Regions from separate parts of the Mus musculus genome. Here region 2 is linked to region 1. The links are chromatin loops, found by intact Hi-C in ENCODE. Cell type or tissue: heart. All regions are shown on one strand. Links, peaks and the distances in the headings refer to the core of each region. The heading gives the core; the rest is flanking DNA.

The links. A loop is a pair of places that touch in the nucleus more often than their neighbours do. Peaks named below come from ENCODE experiments on the same cell type or tissue, not always from the same donor. Only the 100,000 strongest peaks of a DNase experiment are listed, where the experiment ranks them.
Region 2: a loop joins it to region 1, with 27 times the contacts of the local background. A loop is called at or near these places in 13 of 42 quality-filtered maps.

Annotation. Positions count from the first base shown.
Region 1 is chr4:142,152,397-142,160,112 of GRCm38, forward strand. Kazn (kazrin, periplakin interacting protein) reads right to left here. Exons shown (of 18, transcript NM_144531.3): 6 at 6,648-6,784; 7 at 2,034-2,204. Among named protein-coding and RNA genes, the nearest start is that of Gm35581, 29 kb to the left of the region's middle. In heart, for the core only: no CTCF peak of the experiment used is centred there; a DNase peak (open chromatin) is centred at 4,295; H3K27ac peaks cover 490 bases.
Region 2 is chr4:142,877,053-142,884,137 of GRCm38, forward strand. No RefSeq gene overlaps it. Among named protein-coding and RNA genes, the nearest start is that of Gm42341, 230 kb to the left of the region's middle. In heart, for the core only: a CTCF peak has its summit at 3,622 (motif pointing left); a DNase peak (open chromatin) is centred at 3,519.

The DNA.
Region 1 (7,716 bases), core at 1,371-6,370:
AACACAAGAAGAGGCCTGGACACGATGCCCTCCCATTCCCACCTGGTTTCTCCCCTGGTTGATGAAGGACCTCACCCCTAGCGGGGTCAGGAGGGGTGGGCCCTCTGTGTGGAGTGGGACGTCCTCTGTGTGGAGTGGGACGTGACTATCTGACAAGTGGGAAATCCCCTTAGGCACCAGACATGGGAGCGTCTCAACTCTGCCCACATAGAACCTGATTTTATTTTTTTTCTGAGACAGGGTTTCTCTGTGTAGCCCTGGCTGTCCTGGAACTCACTCTGTAGACCAGGCTGGCCTGGAACTCAGAAATCCACCCGCCTCTGTCTCCCAAGTGCCGGGATTAAAGGCGTGAGCCATGAAATCTCTGAGAAAGATGGCTCACTGGGGCTGTGTGGACCATCTCCCACCAGCAACAGACACTGTTTCCGACTGTATCTCTCTCACTGTGTATGAGCCAATGCTGGGAGCCCCTCTTGAACCCTGACCTCGCCCTTCTTCTCTTTTCTTGGCCTCTACCCTCCTTTGAGCATCCTGATCCTGGAGCACTGGGCTCTTGGGAATTTCTAAGTTGGGATGATTAGGCTCACATGACCCAAACCCAGCTAAAGCCAGACATGGCCCCTGCTGTAATGGAACCTTTGTGTGACCTTGAGCACATGCCCTGCCCCCAACTTCCTACTGCACTTGTGGGTCCTGACTTCCTTCCAGAATCCCTGTGTGCTTCTGCCAGGCAGATCTGCCCTCGGCTGCCTGCAGTCTCAGCGATTTCCACTCTCAGAGCTGGCTCCTCAGGTCAGCCTGGGCCTCATAGCAGAAAGGTCTGGGGCTGTCCTCAGCACAGCCTGTTTGTGCTGAAGTCTGTCACGTGGTAAAGGGGATGAGGAGGATGTGGAGTCAGAGGGACGCCTGAAGGAGGTGGGGCCATCATGAGTCCCTGTAAGGCATCCTCCCTCTTCCTCTAGGAAGATGTTGCCTGTGACAGAGCTCTAGGCCCCCCAGCAGCAGAGGGTCCGAAGCTGCAGGGAGGAGGAGGGGAGCTTAGTTTCTGGCTAGAGGAAAGCAGGCTGTATACCTGTATATTGGGAGCAGAATCTAGGGGACTTATTTCTTAATATAGGGAACATCAGAGAACAACTAAGATGCTGAGGCCAGGGCTCAAAGCACCAAGATGTATTCCATCTGTCCACAGGGACTGTGGTGAAGTGGGCACCCAGGGTCTTTCCCACCCATCCCTCTCAGGGCTGCAGGAAGTATCCACTTGAGATGTCTTCCTGCCTTGACAGCCTTCACCACTAGGGGTCAGCATTGCACAAGGCAGCTGCCCTGCTCTGGGTGGCTATATGCTGAAGCAGGAGTTTGCAAACCATCAGGTCAGTGCAGCACACAAATGCAGCACTAGCTGTTTCCCTGTTCCCCTTACACCCTCCCCAGAGCCCTACAGGGCATATGCAGGGATGGAGGCGCCAGAGGTCAAGGTCTGTAAGTGCACTGTTAGCTAACGCTGGCACCCTGCTGGAGAACATATCCCATTACTAAAGAGTCACACAAGGGAGGGGGACTAAGAGAGACCGCGTGCGTGCGTGCGTGCGTGCGTGCGTGCGTGCGTGCGTGCGTGCGTGTGTGTGTGTGTGTGACACACACTGGGTCCAGGGGGGCTTTCAAAGGCTTTCTATCTTTGTGTGTTCTGGCTATACCTAACTATGTCATGAGAAACATGAGTGTATATACACAAATAGGTAGATACTGTTATTTGTAACCCCGGACTCTGAGATGTTAACATTCCTAGATATTTTACCAAAATAATATGATTATTTTGGACCACAATATGCCTTCCCATTGCCCCACATTTTCGAAGTCTGTAGGGACATGTGGCCAAGTGAGGCCTCCCAGAAAGCCAGTGCTCCTGGGCTTCAGGAGGTCCCCAACTCAGGAGTGTCACACAGCCCACTGCTCTCCCCTTAGCCTCCTTCTCCCTCAGGGGCTCTGAGTGCTCCAGGCTGCTCCTCCACAGCCAGTGCCCAGTGCGGGCTCACCATGGCGAGCTCCGCCTCCAGCTCCTTCATGCGGTTGTCCTTGAGGTCCAGCTGGGAGCGCAGGGCCGCAGCATGGTCTGTGGCTTCCTTGGCCTGCCGTCGAAGCTCCCACTTCTCTCGCTCCAGCAGGTCCTTCTCCTTGGCCAGTGCTTTGACTGCGTCTTCACTCTCCTGTGGTGGGGATGAGAGGGGGGGATGGGTTGTAAAGTGGTGGTGGTGGTGGGGGGGAAGGGCTCATCTGGGTGGGCAGGGGAATGGGGAATCCCAAACACAAGGCTGAAAGCCCTGGTGTGAGGTGGGAAAGCTATGGGGTGGTCACCTTGGACACCCCCAGAGACCACTTTCTCGATGAGAGAGCATGGCAAATGCTTGCCTCTATTCAGAAAACGGGGGCAGGGTGAAATATATATGATTCTTTTCAAGGACAGAACAACCTCATGTGGAGAAGGCACAGTAGGGTCTGAAAAGGGTTGGAGTGAAGGAGACTCTGTCATTTAATTAATTAATTAATTAACTAATTAATTAATGTATGTATGTATGTATGTATGTATGTATGTATGTATCTATCTATCTATCTATCTATCTATCTATCTATCTATCTGGTTGATTGCTTTGAGGTGTTCTGTTTTGTGTTTTGAATCAGGGTCCCTACAGAGCCCAGGCTCGCCCCCAACTCTTTATGTAGCCAAGGATAATCTTAAACTTCTGGTTCTCTTGCCTGCAATTCCCAAGTGCTGGCCCGGTTTCTGCTGTGGTGCTGGGGACAAAGCCCAGGGCCTCCCACCCGCTAGGCAATCACTCTGCCAACTCCGAATGCCCAGCTCCTGCCCGAGGAACTGTGTCAAAGCTAAACAGGTACAGGAAGACACCTGAAGCGGTGACCGCCTGGGCTACCACAGGAGCCTGCTGCCACCCTACAAGGCGACACTCAGTCTCATGAGGAAGAAACTCCTCCTGCCACCAGCCAAGGCCTCTCTCCGTTTCCTGTACGAACCATGGCTGCCAGGGGTGGTGCCAGCCAGGTGTAGGGCAGACCCTGACCTCTGAACAGGGGTGGTATTGAAACTGCTGTCTTCTCAAGAGGATGGTCCTTGGGGGTACTCAGCCCATCCCACCAAACCACCACATCTAAACCAGATCCAAGGTCTCTACCAGCAAGGCCAGGAGGCCAAGGGGTACCAGCTTTTCTCCGTGAATGTGGCTTCCAGCATGTACAACAGTGTCGAATGTTCTAGAGAGAGTCCTGGCTCTGCAAATACCTGCAGGTCAGCATGGCCTCAGTTTCCCCATCTGTCCTGCATGCATTTTGAGATAGCCTTGTGACCTGGGGCTTTGCCAGCAAGCTCCTCACTCCCTAGGATCCCTCTTTATACCTCCTCTTCCAAGAAGCCTTCCTGGAACACCGGCTTAGGGTGACAGCCTAGCGCTCTCTCCAGCCAGTCCTTGCTCACACCTGACGCTCACCCCACCAACAGAAACGAGAGGCAGACACAGCCAGATAATGCTGTGCTTGCTGAGGCTATGCTGAAGAAACAGACCTGGAGAGGAGCTGGGCAGCCCTGGGAGCTGGCTGGTGACCCTGAGGTAGGAGGAAGACTCACTAAGACCCTTTCAATCCTTGTTATCGCTGAGGTTTCGCCTGTTCTGCTGGTTGCGAGCAGCCTTGGGCTGTACACTAGGTGAAAAAGGTCTGTGGGTATTTCAGTGTCTCCACGACACTGTTCCCAGGCAGAGGCCAACAGGCTCAGCAGTAGCAGTCACCAAGAGTCCTGGGCAGTGCTGCAGGCTCTGCATGCATGACTCTTACTTGAACTTCGCACCCACCCATGAGGTGGAGACTCCAATTATTCCTGTTTTACAGAGAGGTAAACTGAGGCCCAGAGGATAAGCACCCTCAGCCCACTGCTGATCATGGAGGAATCAAAGACAGAACTATGGAATTCCTTCCCCGGGGATCAGAATTTGATAGGGCCTAGGGACAAGTGCCTGAAACTCACAAGGGCAGGATAAGGCTACAAGGCTAGATCATTATGGCCTTGCAGGCCAGGTCAGGGGTCTGAGATGGGCAGTGACGAGAGGCTGCAGGAGACTGGGTGTGGTGGGGTGGTGACGACAGAGTATCTCAGACTCAGTACCAGGATTATCTCGAATCCAGCTTGGAGCTGGCTGCCTGGCCTGCTATGAGGACATCTCCAGCTGGGTTTGTGGACAGTCCCCAGCTGCACTCAGGGGACAGGGCATGTGTCTTTGGCACAGTTTTCTGCGATGTCGGAACTCTGAGAATTTTCTGGACAGGCCAAGTCTTATCTTTGCCAGCAGCTCTGAGTCCCTGCTGTCCCCACCTGCTCCAGCTGAGGCCTGGGGAGGTTCCAGAAAAAGCCAGTGGGCCATGGCAGGTTGAGAGCCTGCAGCCCAGTGACTGGGGAACCAGCGAGGAGTTCTAGTAATGCTACTCACTTCCTTAAAACATAAAATGCAAATGATGTGTTGGTAACCAGACACAAGTCGTGAGAGGCTGGATAAAACCAGGGCTGGGGTTTTGGTTCCTGCACGGTGTCAGTAAATATGTGGGTAGAACGCCTGCCCAGGTCACATAAGGGGCATCCCAAGTTCTTTCTAATTGGTGTTGATCAGCCACCAGCCTCTTGAGCATCTTAGTCTTGCTGTCTGCAAAGTGGGCCTGGGTGACACAAGCCATTCAGACGCTACACCCCTGGCTTGCCTGAATGCATGCATGCCACAGCAACAGTGCGGGGGGGGGGGGGGGGGGACATACAGAGTACGCAGATGACACCTGTACTGCTGCTTAGAGCCATTTGACCTCAGGAAGGAAGAGTTCTGCATGCCAGGGATGTGTCAGAGAGTCACCTGCAGTGAGCACGTGAGGATAGTGTCAATTCCAATCTAGCCTCGGCCAACTGGCCTCTAACTGCAGCTCAGAGGTGGCCTCCTTGACTGGGCCCATCGCACTGTCTGCCACCACTGCTACTGAAGACCCACTGGGCCCTCCTGTCCCCAAAACTGCAGGCTGAACTGTTAGGTTTGAGTCAGGAATACCACTCACAGGCTTACATTCTGCCTGCTTGTGCCCTGGCTGGTGGCACTCTTTGGGGAGCGTGAAGCCTTCAGGAAGTGGGGCCTGGCTGGCAGAAGTAGGTGGAGTACTAGAGGTAAAAGCCTCTGAGGTTTTTAAGGCTGCTGTCGCTCCAGCCATTGCTCTCTGAATCCGTTACATTTTCCTCCAGCCTTTGTGCTCTGCTCCCTGGTTGGTCACGTGAGCACCTCTGCTGCATACTCACACGGCTACTAACTTCCCTCCATGACGGTCTGAAACCATGAGCCCAAATAAACCCTTCTTCCCTCAAATTGTCAGGCACTGTAGACCCAGTGACACACAGGGAAGATGCACATGGAAGAACACTTCTACTTCAGGTCCATGTACACAACTCAATGGCAGCCCTGCCCACATGGCATATGGAGGACAGAGGTCAACTCATAGAAGCCACTTCTTCCCTCCCATCATGCGACTCCCAGGAATTAAACTCAGGTTATCAGGCTTAGCAGCAAGCTTCTTTACTCACTGTGCTATCTCGTTGACCCATTTTTTTTCTGACCTGCACAACAGTGGGCGAAACACCTTCTCAATAGTCGCTCGTGAGCAATGGACTCTAACTGGGGCAGGAGTTCACCCTGCATACTCCATACAGAGTCTCACTGACCAAATCCATCACGTAATTAGAAACTCCTTCTCTTTCGCAGAGCCCAGGGTGGTGAATCTCAACTGTCAACTCAACAGGAAATGGGTCTCTAGGGGGCTCTGTGAGGGAGTTTCTAGATGGGGTTCACTGAGGTGGAAAGGCCCACCCTGAATGTGGGTGGCGCCATCCTATGGGCTAGAGGTCCAAACTGAATAAGGAGACCGTGAGTGAAGCATCCATCTCTCTCTGCTTCCTGACTGCAGATGAGATGTGGCCCACCACCTCCCATCTCTTCCACCACTACGGACTGGACCATATCTTCCAACTCTGATCCAAAACAAACCCCTTCCCCATGAAATTGCTGTAATCAGGTGTTTTATCATGAGAAAAGTAACTAACAGAGAGCCCAAGTCTTGAGGCACCTCCTCCGTGAAGCCCTCGGAGAGCCCTCTCTGTAGACAGACCGCCCTGCTGTCTCTCGATGCTCCTGGCTAACTCTGCCCACTTCCATAATGTGGTTATTGATGAGACTCCTAGTATCTTGGTCCTCACAACAGCTCTACACCTTCCACAGAAGGGGAAACTGAGGCTCTAGGGTGAGTGAGAGATCCAAGGGTCTGCCCAGAGGAAAAAGGATCTGAAACAGCTAGATTCCTGAGTCCACGATGTCCACCTAGGGACACAGGGCCCAAGCAGGAGCTGGGCTGGATTTCTTGGATTGCTCAGATGAGATGAAGACACCAGAGCGCCAAGGGAGCTCTGGGATTCAAGGCAGAGACTACGCTTGGCTAAGAGCCTTGAGATGAGATTGTGAGCGGAGAAGAGATTGTGTTTGTCTGAGAGGGGAGGGCAGGAGAAAGGGATAGGAGAGGGACGGGGGTGAGAGGGGAGAGCAGGGGTCCAGGGAGACACCGACCTTGCGGTGCTGCTCATAGTTGCGGATGAAGTCTCGCAACTGCTCCTCGCGGCTCTCCAGCGTGGCGTACAGCTGCTGCATCTGGCTCACCAGGTCAGTCTTCTCGCCCTTTAAGCGCTTCCGGTCAGCTTTCATGGCTGCGGACAGGACAGAGGATTAATTAGCCCCCGATACTCAAGCCATTCCTCTGGGTGTCTTCTGTCTAGATGAGAAATGGTGTCTGCCCAATACAGTGTCTCTCCTGGATCCCCACACCACTGTGGTGTCCCAGGCTTGCTATGTGAATGGCTCCCTTTTCATCTCTCTGATTTGGCTATCAACAATGGAAGCCCTGCTGGGCTAGAAGGCTAGCATCGGAGGGGGACTCATACTCAGAACCCTGTATCTGAAATGAGCCCCAAGGTCAACCCACTGAGCCCACAGAACAGCTCAGTACCCTCCAAGACTCACTCATAAGTCCCACTTGATTATTAGCATGTAGGGCTCAACGACATGCAAGATAAGACACAGACGATCTGGACCACACAGGATAAACTGGACTCCGTCAAATTAAAAACTCTGCTTCACAGGGAGACATGGAGAGCAAGAAAAGACAGCTCGCAGAAGGGAGAAAATACCTGCGAGTCCCTTATCCAATAAGAGACATCTAGAATATAAAAATAAGTCAGAGGCCAGCAGGACAGCTCAGCTGGTAAAAATGCCCAGAGTCAAGTCTGACAATCTGAGTTCGATCACCAAGAACCCATATATAGAAAGAAGAGCCTACTTCTATTAGCTGTCCTCTGACCTTCATAGTTATCCTGTGATATAAACGTGGTGTTCATACACACACACACACACACACACACACACACTCAATTAAATTCAATAAAAAAAAACTTTAAAAATAAATTCTCATAACCCAACAAAACAAAGACAACTGTTGGGGCTAGAGAGATGGCTCAGTGGTTAAGATCACCTGCTGCTCTCGGAGAGGACCGGAGTTCATTTCTCAGTACCCACCAGGCAGCTCACAACTGCCTGCAATTCCAGCTGCAGGTGGGGGCATCTGAGGCCACGCCACCGCTAC
Region 2 (7,085 bases), core at 830-5,829, 720 kb after region 1:
CATGGGCTCTGGGGGTACTTGTTAGTTCATATTGTTGAGAACTGACTTCTGAAAGTTGTCCCCTGACTTAGGACATGTGCGCGGTAGCATACATATATGTGAATGTGCGCTTGCATGCACGAGTGTGCACACACACACATACACACACATGGCAGACACAATGCATGTGCACATGCATGTGGCACATGCACACAAGTGATGAGGATGAGGATGATACAGTAAATTTTAAAGTTGTGGATCCAACTTTGAACTTCACCAAGCATGATCAGATCAAAAGAAAATAAAACAAGACCGCAGTTGAGGGAACTGTCAAACCCGGGCCTCTAGATTGTCCCTTTAAGATGCTAAAGATGAGAAGAACAAAGGAATGGAGAATGGGAAGGAAGAGCCACAAGCATTCTGTTTGGGAAAAAATGCATTGTGGGAGGAGGATGGGAAGATTGCTCTGTTGGCGAAGAGCTTGTCATACAAGCACAGGGATGTGAGTTTGAGCCCCAGGATCCATATAAAAAAGCCGGTGTGGTGTCGTCATATACTCATAACCCGTTCATTTAGGTGGACACAGGAGAAGCTGTGGTAATCAGTGGTCAGATAGCCTAATCAGAGGGCTTCAAGCCATGAGAGATGCTTAAGCAGATATGGGGTCTATGACTCAGTTGGTACAGTGCTTGCTCAATGTGTTTGAAGCCCTGGATTCCATCCCTGGCACCACATAAACTCAGTGTGGTGCTGTGCACCTGTGAGCCCAGCACGTGAGAGGTGGAGGCAGGAGGATCAAGATTTCAAGATCAGTTTCAGCTGTGTACAGAGAGTTGGTGGCCAGCCAGGAAATCAGGAGACTCTGTCTCAAGATACAACAAAATTCATCTTGGAAAAATAAGGTGGATGGCACCCGAGGAATGACACCCAAGACTGGCCTCTGGCCTACACACACACACACACACACACACACACACACACACACACACACATGTGCATGCATGTCACACACACACACCCAAACACATATACATACATACGTACACACACACACACACATACATTCACTCTCACACATATATGCAAAAGGAAACCCTAAGAGGCCTCAGCACCTCTAATTAATTTATTTCTCGTGTTTATAAAGATTAAACATGGGCTGGAGAGATGGCTCAGCGGTTAAGAGCACCAACTGCTCTTCCAAAGGTCGTGAGTTCAAATCCCAGCAACCATATGGTGGCTCACAACCATCCATAATGAAATCTGATGCCCTCTTCTGAGGTGTCTGAAGACAGCTACAGTATACTTACATATAATAAATAAATAAATAAATAAATAAATAAATCTTTTTTTAAAAAAAAGATTAAACAGCATTTTGTAAGTGTCTAGCTCCTGGTAGGCAGTCAGATCTGTTGACTTGAAGCTAAACCTTGGGTTTCCACCCTGGTCTGGGAAACTGCAGAGGAGAATGTGGCTATCTGGTGGTCATCCTCTCAAGCTATGCTTCCCGTGGTGACCTCATCTCATAGGGACCTGGCTCTATGTCCCCTGATCCCTGGGGTCAGGTTCTAAAATGGTAGAAAAGTGGACAGTATAATTCCAATGCCAACGTTATAAATTGAACCTCTCTGCAGACAGCAGAGAGCCCAACACTGAAAAATTATGTGTGCCCACCATCTGGCTAGTGGGACCTGGGCTCATCCATTGCTCCTTGGTTCTGAGTGTTTCCCAGGTGACAACAACTTTTTAGAGGGTATACAAATGCTAGAGCCCCGATAGGCAGGGATGTAGGTGGGTGTTGGTCATTTAGGGAAGTTGGTTGCAGCTTGTTAAGTCTCTGCGCTTCAGAGAAAGAAGGAAAAGAAATTAAGGTTCGGGGATTTTCCTAATTCCTCTCTCCCCTCTATCTGTGTGCCTTTCCTCTCTAGAGTTAGAGGGTGAGACCTGGGGCTACTGAGCCTCCCCGACATAACTGCAGTCGTATAGACTGCACCATGCTCTGTCCCCACTCATATACTGAAGTCCTCTGCCCATCCCTAAAGGTGCTGGATTTTGGGTCTGTAGCTTTAGGAAGGTGATTGGGGGGGGGGGGATACATGAAGCCCTGAGGACTGAGGCTTCTCAGGATGGGATTAGTGACTTAATATAAGGGAGGGAAGAAGGAAAGGGGGAGGGAGAAAGAGAGAGAGAGACTTGATGTACAGTATCCCATACTTTTCCCATTACTGGGACCAAATGCCTGATAAGAGGCTACTTGAGGTTCGTTTGGCTCACGGTTTGAGAGTACAGTCCATCGTAGAGGAACGTGAGGCAGCCATCACATCACACCCACAGTCAGGAAGCAGAGAGAAATGGATGCTGGTGCTCAGCTCATTCCCTTTCTTTTATTTCACTCCAGGTCCCCTGCCCATGAAATAGTGCTTCTGCACTCAGGGTGGGTCTTCCTTCCTCCCTCGGCTAAACCTGTCTGGGAATGACCTCAGAAGCATACCCTACCCAGAAGTTCATTTCCATGGTGATTCTAGATCTGTGATATATGTTGATAGTCAAGATTAGCCCTCGTATGTACAAAAAAGGGGAGAGGGTCACCACCATTGGCTTGGACTCTCAGCCTCCAAAACGATGAGCAGTGAATACCTATGATCTGAGCTGCCCTGTCTGTATATTTTGCTATACTAAACCAGAGGCATCACAGAGGGATCCAGGGGGACCAGCTAAAGATGAGAAGAGTGGAATTTATATGTGACCAACCTAGATTCAAGGCTCAGAGCCAAGGAAGCATTTCTGCCTCTCTGGTTCATGGTCATCGTCAAAGAAACAGGGTAGGGTGTAAAACTGGGGAAAAAAAAAAGCTGCAGTATGTTTGCCTGTAGCTCATGAGAGTGAAGATAGAGAGCACCTGACATTTTCCAGCCTGTAGTAAACTCTGGATAAATGTTAGATCAAAAAAGATGCTGATTCTGGGTCTAGCTCAACAGTCATCACTTTGAGGAAGCGGGGCTCTGTAAGTTCTCATTAATCCACTTTGCAGTCTGAGGTTTGCACAGAGCCCACCCTGGGGACGTGTTCCTGCAGTGGATGCTAGAGCAGAGAGTGCAGATGCTGGAGGCAGAGAGGAGGGAAGGGGAAGGAAGGAGAGGCCCCAGGAGTCACAAGACAGTGATACCAGGAGCTGGGCAGAGAGTACTGGTAAACCATCTGGACAAATGGGATATGAAGGGTTCCAGAGAGCTCTGGGCAGGAGGGGAGGGAGTGGTTTTAGATGCCTGACTATGTCCTGCTCAAGCTAGGAAACTTCTATGCCAGGACCTGCTCCTGCAGGATAAAAGACAACCATAGAGGGGGGAGGGGGAGCCAAGCCCTGCAGAAGCAAGCTGAGCTTCCTATTTGACACCTGCTAAGCAGATGAGACAGGGTAAATCCAGTCACCCTGTGTGATGTCCCATGTTACAGGCCATCTGCTGCATAGGCTTCTCGGGGTCGGGCACCAGATCTTCCCAGGGTCAGGGCTGAGGCTTTAACAGCCAGACCAGGCTGGGGCACTGAGGTTCAAAGAGAAAGAAGCCCCAATTTGTGCTTCCAGTTCTTCCTGGTTGGGGCAGGCACCACACTGAGGATAGGCTGAGTGGTAAGGGAAGAGTGCCCCCTTCTGGCCATCTACCACACTTCATGGTGTTCTTGGGGCAGACACTGGACAATATCCCTTAAACCCAGATGTCCAAGCTCTCTTGCCCTTGCCGACAGACATCCCAAGGCCTTTGCTCTATGGTTATTAAATTCTCTACCCTGAAAGCCCATCCATTAGCAATTCTATTAAAATTCCCCTATAGTCCTTATGAAATCACAAGGGACACCAAGGTCAGGAAAGGATAGTGTTCTCCCAAGGTCACAGCTCTGGAGGGAAAAAAAAAAAAAAAGCCTGACATTGCTGTTAAGAAGGGCCAGGCCCCTCTGATATATCTGTTAGCAATAGTAGATCAGAAAATGCAGGTGCGGGGGGGGGGGGGGGCTATAGGGGACTTTCGGGATAGCATTTGAAATGTAAATGAAGAAAATACCTAATAAAAAATTGGGGAAAAAGATGTAAATAACCAATAAAAAATAAAAGAAAATGCAGTGAGGGGTGGAGTGGGGGTGGGGGTGGGGAGGAAGACAAGCCTTGGAAGAGAGCAAAGGCTGGGGTACTTAAGGGCACACAATAGATTAAGCAGACATTGTCAGCAAAATGACTCCTCTCTTTCTGCTGCATCCAGATGCCTTTGTCTTCATCCTAGCCCTTCATTGCCTAGCTGTGCAATTCTGGGAAAGCGACTCAACCTCTCTGGGTGTCAACTTCCTAATCTATAATATGGGTAATCTGTTTAAATAGCAAGGTTTTTGTTTTTTTTTTTTTTCTGCACAGAGAGCCTAATAGATCAGACCCTAATATCAGCCTCATGCATCATGTCTAGCTGAGCTGTTTCTACAGTGCTGGGATGAGCCTCTCAATGTTCAGACAGAACTTGAAGGTTCTGCCACCTGTTACCCTTGAGCTGTGTGTCACCAGGTAGACAGGGTGCAGTCGGGAAACAGCTGAGTTACACTGCTGGGAGCCTCAGCTACCCACAAGCAGGGATCTCATGGCTAGGCACCAGAAGAAAAGTAGATCAGGGAGAACCGGGGAGAACGGGGCTGAAGAGATGGCTTAGTGGTTACGGGCATTTGCTGCTCTTCCAGGGGATCCAAGTTTAGTTCCCTGCTCACAGTAGGCTGCTTACAGCTGCCCGTAAAGCCAGACCCAGTGGATCCGATGCTATCTTCTGGCCCCTGTGGGCACCTGCACATATATGGCATACACATGGCATGAGAAAGGGGAGAGGGAGAGAGAGAGGGAGAGGGAGAGGGAGAGGGAGAGGGAGAGAGAGAGAGAGAGAGAGAGAGAGAGAGAGAGAGAGAGAGAGAGGTCGGGTTCAGCAGGTAAAGGGTCTTGCCACCAAACCTGACAACCTGAGTTTTGTCTCTAGTACCCACATATGGAAGAAGAGACCCAACTCATACAATCCGTCCTCTGACCTCTACACACACTCCCCCTCCCCCCCCAACATACACACACTAAATAAATAAATGCCATTAAGAGATGTAAGAAATATGACAACACAGACTTGAGGACAGAGAGCAGTATGCCGAAGGACAAGAAGAGAACCCAGCGTGGCACCATCATGGGGGAGGAGCCCAGCCCCGTCCTGCAGACAGCCACCTCCACTCCCACGGGGCAGTCACACACGATCTGCTTCTAACCCTCAGATCAAAGAAGATGGTGGTTCCACTTAAGCTAAGCTCGATGTCTTCCTCAATCCACCCTAAGTCCCTTCATTGCTTATACAAGTTATTGAAAGGAAGAGAGAGAGAAAAAAAAACTAAAGTCAATAATGTGTTTTAAAATCCTGGCACCATCGCAAAGTGCATCTTGCTCCATCCTTGGTGAACAGCCTGCAGAGGCGGAGTTGCTGTGGTTTTTCTGAGCTTCAGCCCACTGAGCAGGCTTTGCAATTGTGTGCCTCTCAGATTCATAGCTGGAAGGGTGATATTGCAGCCTCGGGGACCTGTGGGACTTATGCTTAGGTAGGCTACACAGCAGTGACTTTGTCTACACACCTGCCATCTCCTTCCTATCTGTGGGCTTATGAAAAGCTCCAGCAACCAGAGTCTTCTATCTGGTGAGCCACACCCTCACGCTCAGCATCTGTTACAGAGCTAATAAGCGGATGCAAGGTACCATAAATGTTGCACGGATAGAGTGGGAACCACTGCCTGGCTTCTCCTCAGCACAGAGAGAGAGCTTAGGGTTCTCTGTGACAGATTTATCACAAATGAGTTGAAAGACCCAGCTGACCACTGGAGGACATGGTAGTGCCATCTGTAGCAGACTTGGCAGTAGCCACCAAGAAACAAGAGATGCCTGACCTTGGGGTGTGGGTGTGGTAGAGATAATTGTCTTGGAATGGGGTGGGGAAGGGGAGTAGAAAGCCAAGATGGCTTTAAAGATCCAGGGACATAGTTCAAAGTGAAAACTTTCTCTAGGGAGTGACTTCTGGAAGGGAAATGGTGTGTTGTCTTAGACACGTTGGCACAGTTTCCAGCCATCAAACCTGGGGATGTGGTGGAGGAGGACTCTGCATTCCTAGTGTGGCTTTTGTCCCAGCCCCCTCTTCAGCTGATATTGGTACTGAGTGAATGACCCGTTATAAGAAGTTTTGTGTATTCCAGGTGTGTGCCAGACTGTGGACTGAGAAAGGCAGAGAGACGAAGCCAAGGCTTTTAAAAGACTCAGCGAAACAGGTGGATACCACCAAGCATCGGGCCTCAATTTCCAACATTGCATCTATGATTAGGAGAGTTAGAGTCATGACCCTCTCAGCAAATGTCCACTCCTAAAAATCTAGATCCCACGTGTTGGAATTGAGATGGGTGACCTACAGTAGTAACTAAAAATGAGCCAGAGACAAGGAATCCAGACAGACTCCCGTGGCTGTCACTGTCTCTGATACCATAGTCATGTGGTAGCTAACGGGGTCAATTTGACACAATCTAGAACCCTGGAATCAAGTTGGCCTGTGATCCTGTCTGCCGGAGACAGTCTTATGTTCATTGAGGTGGGAAGACCTGCCCACTGTGGGCAGCACCATTTCTTAGGCAGAGAGTTTTGGACTGTATGAGGAAGAGCTAAGCATCCACAAGCGTGCATGCTTTCATTGCTCTCTGCTCTTGGCTGTAGACATAATGTGACAAGTTCTTGCCTTGACTTCCCCACAGTGATGGACTGTGGCCCAAAATCGTGAGCCAGCTAAAACTCTTTCTCTCTCTGGTTGCTTTCGTCATGGTAGTTTTTCATAACACTGGAAACAAAACTGAAGCAAGAACATCAACACACACTCTGAATTAGGAATGTATCTTTAGTGAGGGAATCAGGATGGTGATAAATAGTTAAGGCTAATTCCTGACTTGAGAAGAGAACAGAAAGAATGCCACCTTGGCATGCCTGGAGGAGAGCGAGCTTTGCAGTAAGATGAGAACGTTGGGTCAGATGTCTACAGAGCCTCTGAGCTTGGAGGGTGTCAGACTTGGAAGGA